Regions from separate parts of the Homo sapiens genome. Here all the other regions are linked to region 3. Evidence: chromatin contacts called from ENCODE Hi-C or POLR2A ChIA-PET data. All regions are on one chromosome and are shown on one strand. The core of a region is the stretch at or near the end of the contact, and the rest is flanking DNA. Distances in the headings are between cores, read along the strand shown. Region 1 holds the start of TMEM147 (transmembrane protein 147). Region 2 holds the start of ALKBH6 (alkB homolog 6). Region 3 holds the start of ARHGAP33 (Rho GTPase activating protein 33).

Evidence for each region. A loop is a pair of places that touch in the nucleus more often than their neighbours do. ChIA-PET counts read pairs that join two places held with the same protein, here RNA polymerase II (POLR2A). Pooled maps may share reads with other maps.
Region 1: a loop to region 3 is called in a map of ascending aorta, with 4 times the contacts of the local background. The contact joins the promoter of TMEM147 here to the promoter of ARHGAP33 in region 3. A Hi-C loop is called at or near these places in 1 of 168 maps with a recorded cell type or tissue (ascending aorta), 2 of 37 single-sample maps with no recorded cell type and 15 of 50 pooled maps. POLR2A ChIA-PET finds 5 or more read pairs at or near these places in 1 of 52 experiments (WTC11).
Region 2: a loop to region 3 is called in a map of CD8-positive, alpha-beta T cell, with 26 times the contacts of the local background. The contact joins the promoter of ALKBH6 here to the promoter of ARHGAP33 in region 3. A Hi-C loop is called at or near these places in 5 of 168 maps with a recorded cell type or tissue (CD14-positive monocyte, CD8-positive, alpha-beta T cell, dorsolateral prefrontal cortex and 1 more), 3 of 37 single-sample maps with no recorded cell type and 14 of 50 pooled maps. POLR2A ChIA-PET finds 5 or more read pairs at or near these places in 2 of 52 experiments (A673 and activated CD4-positive, alpha-beta T cell).

Annotation. Positions count from the first base shown.
Region 1 is chr19:35,543,242-35,546,875 of GRCh38, forward strand. It overlaps TMEM147 (transmembrane protein 147), which reads left to right and starts at 2,385. Exons shown (of 7, transcript NM_032635.4): 1 at 2,385-2,575; 2 at 2,647-2,716; 3 at 3,285-3,344; 4 at 3,431-3,567. The coding sequence starts at 2,499. It overlaps GAPDHS (glyceraldehyde-3-phosphate dehydrogenase, spermatogenic), which reads left to right. Exons shown (of 11, transcript NM_014364.5): 8 at 99-250; 9 at 424-586; 10 at 1,668-1,765; 11 at 1,857-2,078. The coding sequence ends at 1,929. It overlaps TMEM147-AS1 (TMEM147 antisense RNA 1), which reads right to left and starts at 2,788. Exons shown (of 4, transcript NR_038396.1): 1 at 2,696-2,788; 2 at 1-32. RefSeq lists enhancers at 1-287, 2,002-2,694 and a silencer at 2,387-2,966.
Region 2 is chr19:36,011,881-36,015,847 of GRCh38, forward strand. ALKBH6 (alkB homolog 6) reads right to left here and starts at 2,333. Exons shown (of 7, transcript NM_032878.5): 1 at 2,295-2,333; 2 at 1,464-1,542; 3 at 1,141-1,209. The coding sequence starts at 1,517. It overlaps CLIP3 (CAP-Gly domain containing linker protein 3), which reads right to left. Exons shown (of 14, transcript NM_015526.3): 14 at 2,780-3,967. LOC101927572 (a long non-coding RNA gene) reads left to right here and starts at 2,622. Exons shown (of 4, transcript NR_170988.1): 1 at 2,622-2,706. RefSeq lists an enhancer at 2,723-2,822.
Region 3 is chr19:35,773,568-35,777,520 of GRCh38, forward strand. It overlaps ARHGAP33 (Rho GTPase activating protein 33), which reads left to right and starts at 1,997. Exons shown (of 21, transcript NM_001366178.1): 1 at 1,997-2,097. The coding sequence starts at 2,092. RefSeq lists enhancers at 1,489-1,548, 3,570-3,953 and a silencer at 1,779-2,258.

The sequences.
Region 1 (3,634 bases), core at 1,135-3,634, 230 kb before region 3:
CCAGCCTCCACACCTAGGCCACCAACTTAGTCCTGGAAAAAAGAGGCATGGGAGCTTAGGAGCATGAAGGCCTCATCTTGGTCCTTCTCTTCCCCAAGACCACAGTCCATTCCTACACGGCCACCCAGAAGACAGTGGACGGGCCATCAAGGAAGGCCTGGCGAGATGGGCGGGGTGCCCACCAGAACATCATCCCAGCCTCCACTGGGGCTGCGAAAGCTGTGACCAAAGTCATCCCAGAGCTCAAAGGGTATGAGGACAAGAAGCTGCAACCAGGGTGGGGGCATACGCCAGGAGGACTGGACTGGCCCGGCCCTCAGTCCTTAAGAGGAAAGCAGGGGCCTGGCCCAGCCACAGGGAAAGGGGGAATGGAGGGCAACGTCCCTAAGTTCTGACTCCTGTTCCTCATGGGGGATTCTCCAGGAAGCTGACAGGGATGGCGTTCCGGGTACCAACCCCGGATGTGTCTGTCGTGGACCTGACCTGCCGCCTCGCCCAGCCTGCCCCCTACTCAGCCATCAAGGAGGCTGTAAAAGCAGCAGCCAAGGGGCCCATGGCTGGCATCCTTGCCTACACCGAGGATGAGGTAGGGGCTGAGGAGAGGAGACCCTGGGAGGAGCCCTCTGGGAAGGGACATGATTTCCACTTGCCAGGGAGCTGCTCTCAATGTGCCAAGTCAGAAACTGCAGGGCAGGAAGGGAGATCTCCCTGCCTCAGGGCCTTTGCACTTGCTGTTCCTTTAGTCTGGAATGCTTCCCTTGCCAGGTGACCATACAGTCTGTCCTTACTTCCTCCAAGTCTCTGGAGGAACCTCCCTCTTCAGCAAGGCACCCCCTCAAAATATGTTCTTTTTGTGGCCATATTCCTCACCTGAAATTTCATTTCATAGTCACTGTTGGCCCCAGTGGTGTGTGCACTCCAAGAAAACAGGGATTTAGGGGCTGCCTTTTCACTTTTGTGGCTCCAACCTGGCATACAGCAGGTGACTAATACATGCTTAGTGAACAAAAGACAACAGCTCCCATTTTTTTCAATACTTGCTCAGGGCCAGGCCATGGCCAGATGCCTTCTCTGTGAGGAGTGGATGCCATGGTCATGGTGGACCCCTGTACATCCACCTTGGTGCTGTCTCCCTGCATTAACTCCTGCAGGTCCACTTTCCCACAGTCACTGGGATCTTTTGTTTTAATGGAATCACATTGCATCACCCGTTTTCAGGATTGAAAACACTCCTGTGGCCTTTCATGACACTAGGGCTAAAACCCTCAGGTCCTCCCTTCCTGCAGCTCCTTCTACCTCAGACACTGTGCTGAGGGCCCCAGCCGGTCAGATCTTTCTAGTCATCTAGACCCAGGCTCATGGCCACCCCTCAGAGAGGCCCTCCATGCTGGCCCATTCCAAACGCTTGCATTATTCCTAGGAAAGGGATGTACTGGTACAGCATGAGGGTGTTTGTGACCTGTGCCCTTTGGCCAGACCCTGACACAGTGCCTTGGTCATACCCTGCACTTGGTCATACCCTCCAGTCCAGAGACTGGACACAGTAGGGCTACATCAAATATTATAGATGAATGCATGGATGGGCGATAGAGTTAAGAGTCGGGGCCTCAGCTCCTGGAGGTCCTTGCTCTGCCGGACACACTTATCTTTGAAATTCTGACTTCCAGGTCGTCTCTACGGACTTCCTCGGTGATACCCACTCGTCCATCTTCGATGCTAAGGCCGGCATTGCGCTCAATGACAATTTCGTGAAGCTCATTTCATGGTAAGGGGGAAGGAGCTGGAGACTTAGAGGGAGGGGAACTAAGGGGTGGTCGGAAGGAACCCCCTTGAACCTCCCGACCCCTCCTCCACAGGTACGACAACGAATATGGCTACAGTCACCGGGTGGTCGACCTCCTCCGCTACATGTTCAGCCGAGACAAGTGAAACGGGAAGGTCCTTTCTTTCCTTCCCAGGGGCCGGGGCCGGAACATGTGCCTCCCGTTCCAGCATCTGGCTGCCCGGGGGAGGAAGGACACCCGGGGCGGGCGCCCCACGCCGATGGGTCCATGGTGAAATAAAAAACAGTGCTCACGGCTGCGTCCCGTATCTCTGCGCCGGTCAGGGCGGGTTCTGATCCGGGTTTGAGGCCCGCCCCACCCTTACTCGATCGCCTGCGCCCACGGGCGAGGGGTCGCGCTCGACTCCAAGCCGGGTTCCACTTCAGGAGACCGGGACCGCGATGGCAGCGGTAGAGGCCCCGCATGGCCGGAAGTCACTCCCCAAAGCGCTGGGCCGGCAGCGGTGGGACCCAGGGCCGGCCACGGGCTCTCTGACGTCACTGGGCGCGACGCCCCGCGCCGGGACTACTGCTCCCAGAAGGTCGCGCGCGGGCCCCCGCCAGTCAGGTGGGTGCCAGGCCCTGGCCGTGGCGAAAGAGCCGGCGGAGCCGGAGACCCGCTCCCGGAGACGCCGCCTCGCGATCCCCGCGCGGGCGGGACCGGGCGGCCGGCATCATGACCCTGTTTCACTTCGGGAACTGCTTCGCTCTTGCCTACTTCCCCTACTTCATCACCTACAAGTGCAGCGGCCTGTGAGTGCGGGAAGGGCGCGGGGCGGAGAGGGCGCGGGGCCCGGGCCGACCCTCACCTCCCGCTTCTCCAGGTCCGAGTACAACGCCTTCTGGAAATGCGTCCAGGCTGGAGTCACCTACCTCTTTGTCCAACTCTGCAAGGTGAGGGCCACCGGGAAGCCACGTGTTCTGGCCCCCAGGCTCTGCAGACCCAGGGACCCGCCCCCGTTGCCTATCCGCGCCCCCGCCGCCCCACGGTGGGACCGCCCTCGGGACTCCGCACTGGGAGGCGTCAGGATACCTAGAGAGGATGGACTTTAAAGAGGGCACGACCTGAGAAGAGACCTAGAAGCAACTTTTGCGTAGCACTTAGTAAAACTGAGAAAACCTCAGTAGTGTGGTTGGCTAACAGGTTTTTTTTGGTGCGGTTAAGAGTGATCACTGATTCCGTACGTGCTGCTAACACTGCCCAAGGAGCAGCACCTTCAGACCTGACTCAGATGCCCTGTGATCACCCAGAACTCAAACTTCCAGCCCCCTCGGGGACCCGGGGACCTATCCTCTATCTCCCCGATTCCTGTAATTTTGCCACCATCTGGTGGTTCCTCTTCCAGATGGGCCCCCAGAACCTGTCCTGCCCTCTTCCTACCCACGAACTTCCCACAAATCCCACGTGGTTTATCTTGATCCCCTCACCTTGAAGTGACCTCTTTCTGCTTTCTGTTCTCAGATGCTGTTCTTGGCCACTTTCTTTCCCACCTGGGAAGGCGGCATCTATGACTTCATTGGGGTGAGAGGGGCCAGGGAAGGGAAGGGAGTTCAGGAATGGGGCTCCCTGTCCCCCTGTGCTTACTTAAGCCTCAACCTGACCCGCAGGAGTTCATGAAGGCCAGCGTGGATGTGGCAGACCTGATAGGTCTAAACCTTGTCATGTCCCGGAATGCCGGCAAGGGAGAGTACAAGATCATGGTTGCTGCCCTGGGCTGGGCCACTGCTGAGCTTATTATGTCCCGGTGCGTACAGCAGCCTGGAGCCCAGACCCCTGAGAAGGGACACCTGGGTTCCACGGGGGTGCTGGAG
Region 2 (3,967 bases), core at 1,083-3,582, 240 kb after region 3:
CTCGAGACCAGCCTGGCCAACATGGGGAAACCCCGTCTCTACTAAAAATACAAAACTTAGCTGGGCATGGTGGCATGCACCTGTAATCCCAGCTACTTGGGAGGATGAGACAGGAGAATCGCTTGAACCTGGGAGGCGGTGTGGTGTCACACGCCTGCAATCCAAGCTACTCAGGAGACTGAAACACAAGAATCAGTTGAACCCAGGAGGCGGAGGCTACAGTGAACCGAGATCACGCCACTGCAGTCCAGCCTGGGCGACAGAGCAAGATTGTCTCAAAAAACAAACAAACAAAAATTCCTGATTCCTGGGCTCTCTGAGGACAGTTTGAGTTCTGCAACCGACTTGTTCCTATTGCCTGGGGGAGGGAGTATGCAAAGCTGGGCTATCTCAGCACAGCAAAGAAAGTACTTTGAAAATCTTCCACTGCCAAGATCCTAATGATCTAGAATGGGCTATCTCAGTCCAACAAGTCTAGCTCTAGTTGATAATCTACTCATTCCCTTCATGGTTATGGAGCTGTACTGGGCTATTTCAGCCCAGGAATTCTATAATATGTAGATTTTTCAATGCCAAGAACGCAAAGGTCTGGAATGGGCTATCTCAGCAAAAAAGTCTGTGTTCTGTAGCTAATTTTTTCCTGGACTCAAGATCAGTGGGTTACTCCAACACAGGGAAGATCTGTGCTCTGTAACTTAGGCACTGGGGCTGCAAAGGGCAGGAACTCTGAGCTTTGAAAATTCTTCTTTCCCCAAACCTTAAGAACAGAATGCAGACTGGGCCATCTCAGCGTAGATGGTCTGTATTTGGTAACCTTATTGTGCTCTGGGTCTATGCTGGGCTATTTTAGCACAGGAAAGAGTTTACTGGGCTATCTCAGCACAGAAATCTGAATACAAAATTCTTTACTCCCCAGTCTCAATGATCTGAACTGGGCTATCTCAGCCTATGTTTATAACCCCCTATTCTCTAAGCTAGCAGGATTGGGCTATCTCAGTAGAGGGAGTATGAGCTCTGTAACTTCCTTGTTCCTTCTGTCGGGGTCTTCACTGCAGCCTTGGGGGCTCTCATACAGAGGATGGACATTGGGGAGGAATATGGGAAGAGTGGGAAAACAGACCAGTAGGGCACTGAGGTCACCTGTCGAAGCAAATACTCCTCCTCTTCTTTGGAGATGAAGTCAGGGACATAGTAGATTACAGGTGGTGCCTAGGATAGAAAGACCCCCTGAAGGTGTGGCCCTTCAACCCACACAGAGGACATATCATCACAGAGCAACCCCTATGCCTGGAGACAGGCTCAGGATGTCCTCAGACAGGTCAGGGTCTAAAGTCAAGGGACCAGTGCCATTCCAGAATGGACTCTGACAGTAAGAATGAATTTGGTGGAAGGGGGCAGTCCCAACCCAAGAACTCAGGAATCAGCCTGCCTCCTTCACCCTCTGCACCCTGAGTTCTGACAACCTGCTCCACTCTGAACGGTTCCAGGGCTGGGACTCTGGCGTCCTGCTCCTCCATCAACACCAACTCCTTGCACCCAATCCTGTAGGGAGGGGAGGACATACTGAAGTCACTAGGCCTCCCGCCCTAACACCATGATGCAGCATTCCACCCCATCACAGGCCAGGCCTCACCTCAGCCCTCTTCTGAAACGCACTTGGTCTCTAAAATCTGAGTCTTCAGCATCTTACAAGCCACACAGAGAGCCCCTACGTTCCATGCCCGGACACAATGAGCCCCAAGAATAATCCCCCATTACTCTGTCCACTAAGGGCCCATCCAACTACACATATGCCTTCTCAATCCTCCCACAGAGAACATTCTCTGGCCCCACACACAGGGAGCCTTTCTCAAAAGCTCTACACATAGCCCCCAGGGCTGCACTCCAGAGCCCCTTTAAACACCTTGAGACCCCGCTTCAGACCTGCAACTGTGAGCCCGGCTATCAACACTCAGCGACCCCCGCCCCCCACCGAATCCCATTCTGTGCACTCCTGTGACCCCAATCTGAGCCTCCTCAGACATGTCCACCCTCAGCCTCCTCGGATCCCCCCATTTGGACGCCCCTCGGATTTCCCCTCCTGAGCGCCCCTTCACTCCAGCACCCTGAGATCTTTAGCTCTGAGGCTGACTCCCAAATCTTCTTCCCTCCCTGAACCATTCAGATCCCCGACTCCGAGCCTTTTAGGACTCCAAGCTCTGAGCCTCCTCGGACTCCTACTCTGGGCTCCCCCGGATCCCCACTTTCAGCCCTATTGACATCCATCTCTACCCCCAGCACTCCCCAAAACTGACCGTCCACCAGCGTCCCCTCCAATTTCCAAATTCAACATCCCCATCCCCCTCCCAGCCATTTCCGCCCCACATTACAGACGCAGAGTCCGCAGGCCAATGGGAGCTCCCAGAGGCTTCAAGGGCCCGCCTTCCACCCAATCGGCGCTCTCACTCAGTATTCGCCCGCCCCCTTCATGCTCGCCTAAGGATAGGCCGCGCCTCCTGGCCTCTGAGCCATTGGCAGGAGGGCGTGGGCGGGGCATCGTCGTCTGGCACTGGCCACTCAGAACTTAGGAACTGAACCTGGCCATTGGCGGAGTGGACCCCGATGGGTGGGACGGGGGCGGCAGCCGTGACAGCCGCGGGAAGACATGAGAGGCTGCTAGAAGGACTTCCCGCGGCCAGCGCCATCACCTGCCCACGCCGCAGGGAGGTGAGACTGAAGGAAGCACTTCCTTTCCCGTCTTCTCCCAGCAAGGGAAACCCCCAATGACCCGACACAGAGAGGCCATAGAAACGTCTTTATTGAAGAGGACAGGAGTCATGCTGAGTTTGGGGACATGCAGTGAAGGGGCAGTCGTGAGCTGTCCTTGGTGGTCGGGGCCCCAGGTCCGCCCTGGACCCCCTGGGCCTTCAGGTTCTCCCTCGAGCTGTTGGTCTGGCCCAGGTGCTGTGGGGTCCTTTGAGGCCAGTGACTAGAACGTAGATTGAAATCGGGGTTCCAGGATTTGAGATCCCCTCAGGGCCTTGGGGCCTTCCATTTATTAGAGATGGAGGCTTTAGGATTTGGGGTTCCCTTAGGGCTGGGGCTCTTGGAATTTGGTGTCTTGAAACCCATGGACTCGGGGCATTGAAATTCTCCAGTTTCCAGGGATGGGAATTCCTGTGTGGGGTTTCCTGGTGCCTGTGAATAGGGCTTGAGGTGTCTGGGAGCCTGGAATGCATATCCTGACTGCAGTCTCCTCCATACCAGGCACAAGGACCTCATGATTGGGTTTCCTGGGGACTTGGGATTGGATTTTCAAATTTGGGATTCCCTGGGGATTTGGGATTCCATGATTTGGGGGTCCTAGGAGTTACGGCATTGGGGTCTTCTAGGGGCTGTAGGACTTGAGGGCACAGGGGAGTTTGGGACGTGTGTACTCTAGGGTTTGGGATCCCCAGAGTCCTAGAATGGGGCCTCCAAATTTTGGGGTCCCCCAAAGGGGGAAGTCGTTACTTAAAAAATAGAGAATTTTCTGGGAGTCTGGCCAGCACAGGAGCTGTGGGCCATGTGGGGTGGGCTTCATACAAGGCACTGGGGGTTTCTTGAGGGTGCAGAGGGTAGGAAGACTTGGGGGGTCCTGTAATTAGCACTTCCAGGACTGTTTTGGTGTCTGTAAATTAGGGGTGACAGTGGGCTGGTTATGGTGGGTTTCTTCTTGAGGGATAAGAACAAGGGTCTTTGTTAATGAAGGAAGTCTCTGATTGAGGGGTTGGAATCTAAGGGCTTCAGGGTGACCATGGGGTCACGACATCTTGAGAGGACTGATGTTAAATGGGGAACAATGACATGAATGTCTGTTACTCTTTTGCTTTGGGGGTGTGACCTATGTTTATTTCAAGAGGACTTAAGGGGCAGTGTTTGTTAATGGGGAGGTTTCTGATCCAGGGTTGGGTGATTCAAGAATGTTCTGTTGTAATGCATTATGTGG
Region 3 (3,953 bases), core at 747-3,246:
ATTTAGTACATAAGTAACTGCACATTCACCTCTCCCTCAGCACTCCCTTTCACCAGCCCTTGCTTAATTATTCTCCATAGAATGAATCACCTTCTAATATTTTTTTTTTTTTTCAGACAGAGTCTTGCTCTGTCTCCCAGGCTGGAGTGCAGTGGCAAAATCTCGGCTGACTGCAACCTCCGCCTCCTGGGTTCAAGCAATTCTCCTGTCTCAGGCTCCTGAGTAGCTGGGATTACAGGCACACGCCACCACACCTGGCTAATTTTAATATTTGTATTTTTAGTAGAGACGGGGTTTCAGCATATTGGCCAGGCTGGTCTCGAACTCCTGACCTTGTGATCCTCCCGCCTCGGCCTCCCAAAGTGCTGGGGTTACAGGCGTGAGCCACTGTCCCCAGCTTTTTTTTTTTTTTTTTTTTTTTTTTTTTGAGACAGAGTCTCACTTCAACACCTAAGCTGGAGTGCAGTGGCGCGATCTCGGCTCACAGCAAACTCTGCCACCTGGGTTCAACCCATTGTCTTGCCTCAGCCTCCCAGGTAGCTGGGATTACAGGCACGCCCGCCGCCACACCTGGCTAATTTTTGTATTTTTAGTAGAGACGGGGTTTCTCCATGCTGGCCATGCTGGTGTCGAACTCCTGACCTCAAGTGATCTGCCCGCCTCGGCCTCCCAAAGTGTTGGGATTACAGGCGTGAGCCACCACGCCTGGCCTAATATTCTATATTTTGTTTAATGTTAATTTTGTTCATTGTCTTCTCCCAGTAGCTTTTGAGCTCCAATGTGGGCAGGGTATATTTTCTCCTGGTTTGGTTGTTGATGTATGTACAAATTGATTAGAGTTTGAGTGAATGAATGAATGAATGAATGAATGAACAGACCAAGACCCTCTGAGATGAGAATTTGTTGAGGGCATGACTAAGGAGAGACCCTCCTGTGAAGGGCGTTATTACAGTGTTATCTGGGCATGCTCAGTATTAGCAGGCTCCATTGGGAATGGCTTTATGGGGGGCATAAGCATGATCTGGCATTTCCCCCTAAGCATTTTCCTAGAAAAAAAAAATCAAGGCTGGAGATTGGCCCGTAATAAGCAGTAGAAGGGGAAACAAGAAAATGTCCAGTGGGCAGGGGAGGCCAAATCGCAGAAAGCCTCGGGTTACGTCCTAGGCAAGGTATATGAGGCAACGAGAAACGTCCATGGGCGGAGCGTCCTCGGCATTATGTGAGCGGGGTCGGGATCAGGACTGAAAAGGTGAGACTTGGGACTGGGACTTTGAAAAGCTGCTTAAGGAACTGGGCACTGCTCTGAGGCCGTGGGAGAATCCAATTAAGACTATCAGGGGCTGGCTGGCGTGGTGGCTCACGCCTGTCATCCCAGCGCTTTGAAAGGAGGCTGAGGAGGGAGTATCTCTTGAGCCCCAGAGATCAAGACCATCCTGGGTAACATAGTGAGACCCCCATGTCTAAAAAAAATTAGCCAGGCGTGGTAGCGCACGCCTGTAGTCCCAGCTACATGGGAGGTATCGCTTGAGCCCAGGAGGTTGAGGCTGCAGTAAGCCACGATTGCAGGACTGCGCTCCAGCCTGGGCGACAGAGTGAGACCCTGTCTCTTAAAGAAATAAAAATAAAAAAGTCAGAAGAATGGACACTGGGAGTGGACGAAAGGTAGGGTCCATTGCTTGGTGTTGGAAGTGTCGGAAGCAAAGCATAAAGAACCTGGGGGCTTGTCTCAGGAGGGCGATGACAGCCAATGAAAAGCAGTCATGGGCGTGGCGCTGTCAAACTTCGAGGGGCGGGACCGAGGACACAGAGCCGGGGCGGAGCCCAAGGTGAAACCAATGAGAAGCCTCCGGGTGGGCGGGGCATCGGCCTAAGGCCAAGGGCGGAGCCAATGAGAAGCAGCGCCGCGTTCCCGCTGCCCCCCGCCCCCGTGGGGCGCGCGCCGGAGCCACGGGCAGCCGTTAGGGGCGGGGTCTGCAGCCGCCCGCGCGCGGCTCGCGCCCTCCCCTTTGTGTCGCCATGGCGGCGGCAGCGGCGACGAGAACGGCGAGCGAGGGGTCGAGCGCGGCCGGGGCCTGAGGAGGCTACGCGACCATGGTGGTAAGGGTCCCACGCGGCCGTCAGCCTGTCCGTCCGGATGTCAGTCTGTCCGTGCGCAGCCCCGCCCCGCGCGCCCCGCCCCCGGCCCCGCCCGATCCCGCGGCCTGTGCTTCAGCCGTGGTCCCTCCCGTCCTGCGGCCCCATCCCGGGTCCCAGCCCGTACCTCGACCCCGCCCCCTAAGCGCGCATCCCCGTCTTCCACGCCCTGGATGGGGTGACAGGGACCTAGGGCCTGGGCTGGGAGGAGGCGGGGCTAGTCCAGGAAGGGACCCGCGCCACCCAAGTGGCCCCTGCAGGGGCCTCCTGAGGCTCCTGGGTCCTTCCCCAGCTCCCATCCCAGCACCTTCCTCGGCATCCTTCTGCCAGCCCTCAGCCCTCCCCGGCGGAGCCCCCTCCTCCTCCCCACAGCCCCTTTCTCATTCCCGAGCCCCACCCCCCACCCGCTCCATCCCCAGCCTGACCCTTTTCTTCTCCTTCTCCCTCATTTTCACCCTATCCCAGTTCCTCTCAATCCCCCCCGCCCCGCATCAGTCTGAGCCTTTGCCTCGTCTCTCCAGCCACTCCTTCCTTACTCCACCCCAACAGGCCAGCACTGTACCTCCCTTGATCCTCGGGTCTGCTCCATCTCCTTGTCCTCATCCCCCTCCCCCACCATTTCCCTCTCCCACCATGCTGCTCCCGCTCATTCATCCATTCATTCCCTCACTTAGCAGACATTCACTGAGACCGCCTCTGTGCAGGCCCCACGCTCCAGGCACAGAGAGAGTCAGCTCCCATCCTGCCTTGGGGAACCTTATGGGCTGGAGGGGGACAGACCCTGAGGGTGAGACCCTGAGGGTGACTGGGGGTTGCAGGGACATGGAGCAGGGAGACGCTACAGCCCAGTGAATCTGTCTGGCAGCTGGTTAATTTATTCATCAGATTTTACCCAGTCCCTGCTGCGCGCGACTGGGCTGGCACTGGGGACCCAGAAAAGAATCAGGAACAATCATGTCTGAACACCAACTCAATGCCCAGCTCTATGCTGGGGAGCTCAGTCTGGGGCCCTCCTTCTGGGAGGCCGGTCATAGTCCAATGAGAGAGATGAACTTGTCACCACCAGTGCCATCTCAGAGTGATCAGAGCTGTGAAGGGAGAAGCTCTGGTCAAGGCATGGAACCTGGGATGGGGGAACCTCAGGGGATGGAGAGAGTCCAGAGGAGATGCCAGGTGCAGCCTGAAGGGTCAGGGAGAACTTCCTGGAGGAGGGCACATGTGAGTTGGGACCTGAGGGGTGGGAGTGAGGATGAATGTACCCAGGGAAAGGTGGGGCGAGTGTTCCAGGCTGAGGGAACAGCCTTTGCAAAGGCCTAGAAGGAAATGAGAAGAGGGTGCTTTTTTTGGACTCTTAGAAGTTCAAGAGCTCTGAGAGTGGGGGCAATGGGAAGAGATGGGACTGGAGAGGTAAACAGAAATCAGCTCAGGGAAGTCTCGATTATCAGACCAGAGAATTCAGACTTCGTCTTGAAGACAACAGGGAGTCATTGAAGGCCCAGGATCTATGGAGAAATAGAGCCAGATTTGTGTTTTCTGAAAACGATCCAGGCTATTGCGGAAAAGCTGGCAGGAGGGGAGAGGCTGGAAGCAGGAAGGCTGATGAGATGGGAGTTGTGATTGTCTAGACAGTGGTAGGAGATCACTGTACTCTGCAGGGGCTACGGAAGGGTTTTCAGCAGGGAGAGATGGGACCAGCATGCTCTCCATCCTGTTGCCCCGCCTCACGTCTGGCCCCTGCTTCTCCAGTCCCCCACCCCAGACCACACACGAAGAAGCAGTCCTGTCCTCAGCCCAGCCCTCACCTCCCCCGACCTGCCATC